2 separate regions of the Mus musculus genome follow, and region 1 is linked to region 2. The links are chromatin loops, found by intact Hi-C in ENCODE. Cell type or tissue: gastrocnemius. All regions are shown on one strand. Region 1 has its middle 7.6 kb from the start of Gm7168. Region 2 overlaps Afdn (afadin, adherens junction formation factor).

What was found. Hi-C counts contacts between places; a loop is a spot of excess contacts. Peaks named below come from ENCODE experiments on the same cell type or tissue, not always from the same donor. Only the 100,000 strongest peaks of a DNase experiment are listed, where the experiment ranks them.
Region 1: it touches region 2 in a loop (2.5-fold over the local background); 14 of 42 quality-filtered maps call a loop at or near these places.

The regions. Positions count from the first base shown.
Region 1 is chr17:13,938,787-13,942,786 of GRCm38, reverse strand. No RefSeq gene overlaps it. Among named protein-coding and RNA genes, the nearest start is that of Gm7168, 7.6 kb to the left of the region's middle. In gastrocnemius, a CTCF peak has its summit at 2,048; no DNase peak of the experiment used is centred here; H3K27ac peaks cover 2,250 bases.
Region 2 is chr17:13,848,100-13,852,099 of GRCm38, reverse strand. Afdn (afadin, adherens junction formation factor) reads right to left here. Exons shown (of 33, transcript NM_010806.1): 16 at 2,847-2,992; 17 at 2,438-2,532; 18 at 1,055-1,320. Among named protein-coding and RNA genes, the nearest start is that of Tcte2, 89 kb to the right of the region's middle. In gastrocnemius, a CTCF peak has its summit at 1,757 (motif pointing left); no DNase peak of the experiment used is centred here; H3K27ac peaks cover 1,547 bases.

The DNA.
Region 1 (4,000 bases), 91 kb before region 2:
GTGCAGGTATACGTATGAGGTGTGCCTGTAGCCCTCTAGGGAGATGGAGTTGCCTGTTTGTGAAGATCAGCCAGTACAACAACTACGGCTGACTGTTGGCATGGATAGATGAAGAACAGCCTAGGAAACTAGAGCATCTCTGGGCCTGTATTGGGGGTGGGGGTATTTCCAGAGCCTAGATCATAAGAGTAATAAATTTATCAGTTATTCCAGTCATATCTACCTGGTAGCCCACAGGGCACCTTGAGTTAAGGATAGCTATAAATGGGAACCAGAAAACAACAAAAACTTCCTGAAAATGACCTGATTGTCCAGTTCTTGAGTGTGAAATTTGCAGATGATGATGTCAGGTCACAATCTTACAATGTTGACTGTGCCTGGATCCACTGATGAATTCAAATTTTGAATGGACTCTTGAGAGAGGTGACCTGGTGGAAGAACTGTGAGGCTAGAACATTAACCTTGAAGTCTCTCTCTTGCCTGGCCCTACCCAGTCTCTTCACAAGGATGACAGGAACAGCTTAATCTCCACTTTTTTGAAATCACAAACCAAGAGAACCCCTCATTCCTGGAGTTGGTCCTCCCAGGTGTCTTTCACAGTGACAGAGAGCTGGCTCACACACTTGACAGTCAATACTAAACTTATACCTGGTAGCTGTAGCCTTGGCTCAGAGCTCTTCCTGCTGCATTGCTTTAAGGGGCAAGAAAGACCTAGAATCTATGAGCAGTGGGCCCCATGCCAAGCTGGAGCCTTGTCGAGTGGACGCGGTTCAGCACTAGAGATTTAGAGAGGAAAGAGAAACCTGCCCTCTTTATGAACTTACTGATGCTTAACATGGCCAGAGGTCAGAGCACTGACCTCTGTCCTGAGACTTTATGGCCTCAGATAGGAGGATGACAGCACATTATTTCCAAAGACAGAGAGACAGGCAGAAGATTTCTAACCTGATTCTGGGAGTGAGTGTCTCACATCTCCACAGTTACCTCAGAGGCTGCTATTTTCTATTTAAAGTCACACACCCACAAACACCCACAGGCCCATGTAACACACATACATACACACATACCACTGCAACACACATGCAGGTCTATGTAACTAACACTCTCACACTCACACACACATACATTCACTCACTCACTCATGCAGACCCATAGACATCTGTGCACACATATCCATGCAGACACATAAAAACATGTCTATACAGGCACATAGATACATGCACATGCACACACACACACATGCAGATACACACAAACAAATGTCCATGCAGACATTCTGCTATACACACATATACACACATTCGACCATGAAACACACACACATACACAAACACTCACCCATGCAGACGCATAGACATCTGTGCACCTATATCCACGCAGACACATAAAAATATGTCTATACAGACACATAGATACATGCACAAACACATGTCCATGCAGACACTCTGCTATACACACATATACACATATGTAACCATGAAACACACACACACACACACACACACACCAGTAGCAGTAGCAGCAGTACACTAGGGCAGCCTCAGGGCAGAGCTGTGTCCACCATTTCTCTCAGTCAGTATAGTTGGTCCACATGTTTATGGGTGTCACATCTGAACCATTTAAGTACTTGTCCTGATGTGTCTGTAACCATGAACTGGCAACCACTGAGCTTCCGGATAAGGGTGGTGTAGGCAAGAGGTGTACAGCCATCCCGTCTGTGCCAGCCAGCCTTGAAGGTGGCTTACTAGCATTCAAGCACCACCAGCCTTTACCCATGTCTGGGCAAGGCAGTTCTTGACCCTCAACCCTTCTGCCCACCATATCAGTCTCCTTGGCCTGCCCACTGGTAGGAGATGGGGAACCATCTCTGAGACTAGCCTGGGGCATGCATGGGGCAGGTCCTATTCTTCCTGTCTCTGGCTCTAAGCTCCTTGGATTCTCAGGAGCAAAAGTATCTGAGAGAAACAAGTGTCAATGTAAGCCCTGAATCTACTTGGACTTCTGTCTGACCTTCTAGAGAATGTGTCATGGTGGAACTTGGACATTGGAGGGAGCCCTATGACTGCCACGCCAGCCTAGGCTCCACAGACCCAGAGCAGGCTACTGCAAGATCTCCAAATCACATGTCTCTAGTTCCTCTTCCCATGTCTAGCTTATAAGTACTGTAAACAACACAAAGGTCTCCCTAGCAGCATGGCTCAGTTCCACAGGAGATACTGCCACTTGCTATGCAAACAAGACCCCATTGGATGTAGTGGGAAAGAACACTTACCCCACTCCTCAGGCTGTGGAGGCTGCCTCCACCTGGCAGGACAGTGTGGCTGGTGCAGTGGTAAAGGCCTGTTTGGGGTCTCCTCTACTCACCTAAGTCAAGGAGATACAGAGGCCGTTAAGCAGGTACAGTTCATGGATTCTGGGAAGGAATAGGGTTGGTTACCTACCCATGGAACCGTCAGGGTTCCTTTACTGCCCAAGGTCCAAACAAGTACTGATGTCACTTTACTTGGACAAGAGGAGGCTTGTATGTCACTGCTGATCACAGTAATTGTGATCAAACCGCGGACCCATTGGTGTGAGGGCCACATCTGGACACCCTTCTCACATTTGTCAGAGTGGAGCACAATTTGCCTGGCTCAGTGGGGCAGCATCTCCTCATATAGGCCTTCTGTGTATGCTGAGCTCAGCTAGAACAGGTGGAGTTGGGAGAGACAGCCAGGATATAGGCTAGTGCAATGACACACACAGGGGAGCTGGCAGAGCTGAGGGTTCTGTTCACCGGATAGTGTCATATAGAATAGCCTGGGAACTGTAGGAGAAGGAAAGTCCACAGGCTGGCTCAGGCTTCAATCCCAAAAGATCAGTGTTCCCCATTTTAACAAAATGAGGTTAACTAGAACTGACTGAGAAGCATACTATCTTCCATTAGAAAACCTTTGGGAACAAAAATGCTATTAAGTGGGGTCTGTGTCAACTGTGGGTGCCCAGCATGGGGAGGGAAGGCTGTCAGGACATGCCCCCTTACACACACACAGAAACACATGCAAGTGAATATACAGGGACACACACATGCATGTGAGCATGCACACAGAAACAAACACACACACCACATTAACAGTGTTGAATACACCTATATAGACACTGATTAGTATGTTGGAAGTCTATCATGGGCATGGGTCCAGCATGCCTACCCTCAACCACATATGTTCCTGAAGAGTGTGAGCCAGGGCTAGTCCCTCCCCTCACTGGGGCCCCTATCCCGCAAGCTCATGTAAGGTCACTCTGCTCCTCCTTATCCTTGCCTGGCCTCAAGCATGTCACCTGGCCCTCGGGCTCACAAGTGATCCCAATGAAGAAAGTCATCCATGTTCCCAGTCTTACATGGCTGCACATAGTGCTGACACCCAGCAGGAGTCAAGTGTGGACAGGTACTTGGCAAGGGTCTAGGTCCTTGGCTTTATCAGTGTCTTCACCACCACAGAGCTCCTGTGGGACCAAAGCACTTCAAACAGGGCTGGGTAAGTGCTGGGTAGCATAGCTAAGTATGCCTGTGAGGAACAGACAGGCCCAACACACCACAGTACATCCTTCTCTTGGCCTGGATATGCCTGTCTGCCCTTCCCAGCAGAGCATGGCTGCATTTACAGCTGCTCTGCATTTTCTTTGGGAATAGAGCAGTAAGAACCGAGCTGGGGCTTCTGGTCCTCAGGGAGCAGGCAAGGGTCTTGTGCTCAGTTGTCCACCGATAGTCATTTTGGCCCAGTGATTGTGGTTTTCAACATTTTCAGCTCAGCTCACTCATCCTTAGTGTGGGCAGCAGCTAGGGGTACATGGAGTTCAAGACCTGTGCCCTGTGTCTGCACAGTGAAGAGAGAGCCAAGACCATTCTTGACCTGAGAAATCACTTGGGTCCCATAATGATTCTATTTCTGTCCTTCCTCTAGGCCTGTGCAGACATATAGGGAACGATGCCAAGTTTCTCTGGCTGCCCGGCTGTGCAGAG
Region 2 (4,000 bases):
GCTTTTAAAGAGGCATTAACATTGAGCTACATATAGTAAATGATAAGCATACTTTTGTATACACTCTTGGGTTTTACTTTAGTTGTTATGTTTTTAATATAATTTTACTCAACTATCAATGTTTATAAAGTCTTTTAAGCAGTCTCCTTTAAAGTTTGAACATTTACATAGCAAGCCGGATGATTAGTTAATAGGAATCTGATAGTTTTGCAAATATGAATCTTGATAAAAGCTGAGAACTCATCAGCTTCTTGGGTTACTAAATATCTTTAGAGGAAATGAAAGGCATAAAAACAAAAGTTAATAAATACATTTAAGTAAATGTTTTAAGTTTTGAGGCTGCATATAACTCATGTCCTTCATTATAAACACCAGTTCCTAGACTTTGGTATCTGAGAGCTGTTAAAATAGTAGGTTATGATTAACATCTAAAGAGTTAACTGCTGCCCCATTTTAAAATCATCATTTATCCTTCAGTAAAACCTATTTTGCTGGTCTCATAAAAAAGACCATGTCAGTGATATCTCTGTCCTACTGTTTACACACCTTGTTACAGAAGGAACCATGTCCTTAAGGTTCTGATGCTGGAGGCTGGAGTACTATTGAGGAAGGGCCTTGTGCATACAATTGGTTAAAAGGAGGCCAGTTTTACTGATGCCCCTGTACAAACCAGGGACTTGGACAGACATGTACCCAAGAATACCACATGAAGTCTGTGGCAAAGACTGGCCAAAGAATGCCTAAGTTGGGTATAAACTACCAAGGGCTGGAAGAACCAACTTATATTCAAGTCCCTCAGAGGCCAGCACCTTGATTTCAACCTCTGGTTTCCAGGAGAGAGAGACAATAAACCTCGGCTGAGACATTTAGTTTTAGCTGGCTTGTTACAGCAGCCCAGAGGCTACAACCACAGTAGCTGCTTGACTGAATGCATATGGGAAAAACACTGAGGCTCTATCACCCCAAGTTGTCACTCATCATGTCAATCTAAAGTTCATGTACTGGCAGGGAAGAGGGAGAAGCAAGGAGAATGGAGTACAGCCACTGTCCACACCTGTACAATTCTGCTCAAGTGACAGTCAGCTGCCAGCTCTAGCCCCTGCTTCTCTGCCCACGCTTCAATATGCCCCAGCTGCTGGCGGATAATGGCACCCCAGTAGTGGGAGCACAGGCCTGAATCTGGGTCAGTCACCAGTCTGTTGAACAGCCACATATTGATGAAGTGGAAAAGCTGAGAGAAGAGCTGGATGGTCAAGGCAGCATTGACTCTGCAGCGCCGCAGCAAGGACATGGCTCCTGTGAGTGTGTGCAGCACATCATCTGTTCAGGATATGGGACAAATCGTCAGGGGCCACAGGGTCACAGCAGAACCTCTGAGTCATACCAACTTCAGACAAAGGTAGTTATAACAATTAACAAATGTGTCAAACCAGTTACAAATACCAAATTCAAACAGAAAGCAGGGGTGTGGTCTTAAACACATAGTTTCTAACCACTATTCAAATAAATTTACCTAAAAGTTTTTTAAAGAAGCAAAGCAAAAGTGAAAATGACTCCTAAGTCTGACAGCCAGTTCTTCGGAAGTCATCTCAAAGCTACAATAAGGCAGTCATTTAAGAAACAAGCCTGGGGCTGGAAGGACAGTTTCACAGCTAAGAGCACTTGTTGCAGTGCAGCAGCACTGTTCTTCCACAAGACCAAAGTTTGTTTCCCAGCTGCTTAAACTCCAAATCTATGGACTCTGATGCCCTCTTCTGACCTTTTTGGGTACCCACAGCATATTTTCACACAAACACGTAACACAAATAAAAGTAAATCTTAAAAGAAGAAAGACCTTCCTTACAATATACTGCATACAAAGATAAACTTAGGGCTGGAGAGGTGGCTTGGAAGCTGCTGCACTTGCAGGTCCAGGTTCAGTTCCTAGCACCTGACATGGCATAAGGGCCATCTATGTATAATTCTAGTTCCAGGAAATGCCACAACCTTTCCTTGCCTCTGTTGGATACTAGACACACACGTACAAGTAGTCAAAGCTCATATACATTAAAAAAAAAAAAAAAAAAAAAAAAAAAAAAACAGGCCCTTAGGAGAGTGGCGCAGCAGAAGCTTGCTAGGCCTATAACCCAGACAGAGGCCAGTAGCACCAGAAGACTAGTAAAACTAGGAACTAGAGAGAGAGCTCAGTGATTAAAAACACTGGCTGGTCTTTCAGAGGGCCCAAGTTCAACTCCCAGCACCCACATAGTGGTTCACAACAGTCTTTAATTTAATTCTAGTTCTAGGCAATCTGACACCTTCTTCTGGCCTCTGTGGCTCAGATATGGTATACAGACATAAATGCAGTCAGAACATACAAACATTTAATATATTAAAAAAAAAAAGACTTAAAAATAAACCCAAGTTCAATGTTAGGGGAGGCACATAAGACTCTTACCTATTTTTGGTCTTTGCAGACTGTTCTCCTCAGGATCATCCAGAAAGGCTGGCATGTAGTTATTAAGTTCTGACTGAAGGCAATGAACCAAGTACCTGAAAATACACAAACAATTTTAATCACCTGAGCAGGTTGCACAGAGGCAGTGTTAGATTTTTACCATTTGAGACAATCTGTATTCTTTAAGAATATTTTTCATTAAAAATAACAAAAATTGTACTCTGGAACACTCACAACACTGCAGTTGTTCCAGAGCACACTGCTCTTAAGTTAACACAATCTCCTGTGTTTTGTGGCAATCAAGCATCTTCACTTAGGGTAAGTAAAATCTTTAACACTGGCTTTGAAAACACAACATGAAGCTTGTAAGCATGAAAACTTATTATTCTTTCCAGAATGTGCTTCTTACTTAAATGCCATCTGAACCAAGTGTGCTAGGACATCCTGGGCATCCAGCGTGATCCGACTAAGGTCTCGGTCCTGCTTGATGAAGTTGAGAAGCTCAGATGCATTTGCCATCCAAAAAGCAAGTGCTCCTGCAATGTTCTTCTGTTTCTGTGGACAGAAAACATTCCCATAAACAAAGCAAGGCATCAGAAAAATTACAAATAAACAGGAATGTTCCTGAGAAGCTGAAGATAGACCAGTACCTTCCCATCTCCACCAGGTAGTTACCACAGATACCAGATACTTGCAAAGAAATTTAGATACATGCCGAGCAATGGGAAGCAAATAACCAATGCAGCGTCTGAGGATTCATATACACAGTCATACTGGTCTAATTAAATGGAATTTGCAGAGTCAGTAAAGAACGGATATACTGTGTATTACAAAACCAAATTGTAGATTATGCATTATCTGGTAATCTGCGTAGCACACACACAGGTATCCATGGTTACCCACAGCCACCCTGATACTTGTAGTCACTGGCTTGGACACCATGCAACTCAGTATCAAGTACTGATCTATCACATCCTCTCCCGACCACATTTGCAGGCCAGGCAGCCTTAGATGAGATCCAAAGAATAGGAACCAAGGATAAAAATAGAGAAGAAACAGAACTTTTGTCATTTCATATCCACACTGAAGTGCATTAAGCAGAAATTATGAAATGCTGATATAAGTTGCGCAGTCAAAAAGGATTTTAGTGTTGCATGTTTCAGTTGCTGAATGAGGGTTATGAACTGCTCAGTCCAGTTTTTGTAGGCTCATATTTGTAATGGAAGCAGCATGAGAAACTCAGCTAAGCCAACACAGCTAGGATCAGTTCCCAGCAGTATGTCCTACCTGATCAACCTGGTCTACTTCCTGGAGAAAAACAGACGAGGGGAAATCAAGCAGAACGAGAGAAAGAAACTTGTAAACAATCATGATAATTTAAAAAAAATCAAAACACTAACATGAAGGTACGACATGAGCACGACACTTAGTTATTCCCAAAGCATCTGACACAGAGGGCTAGGTTCGTGGTCTTAACATCAGCACAACCTCTTTACTGTTTATAAAGACAATGTCATAATAAAACACACATGACCATGCTCCTCTCTCTAAGAGAGAACGCGA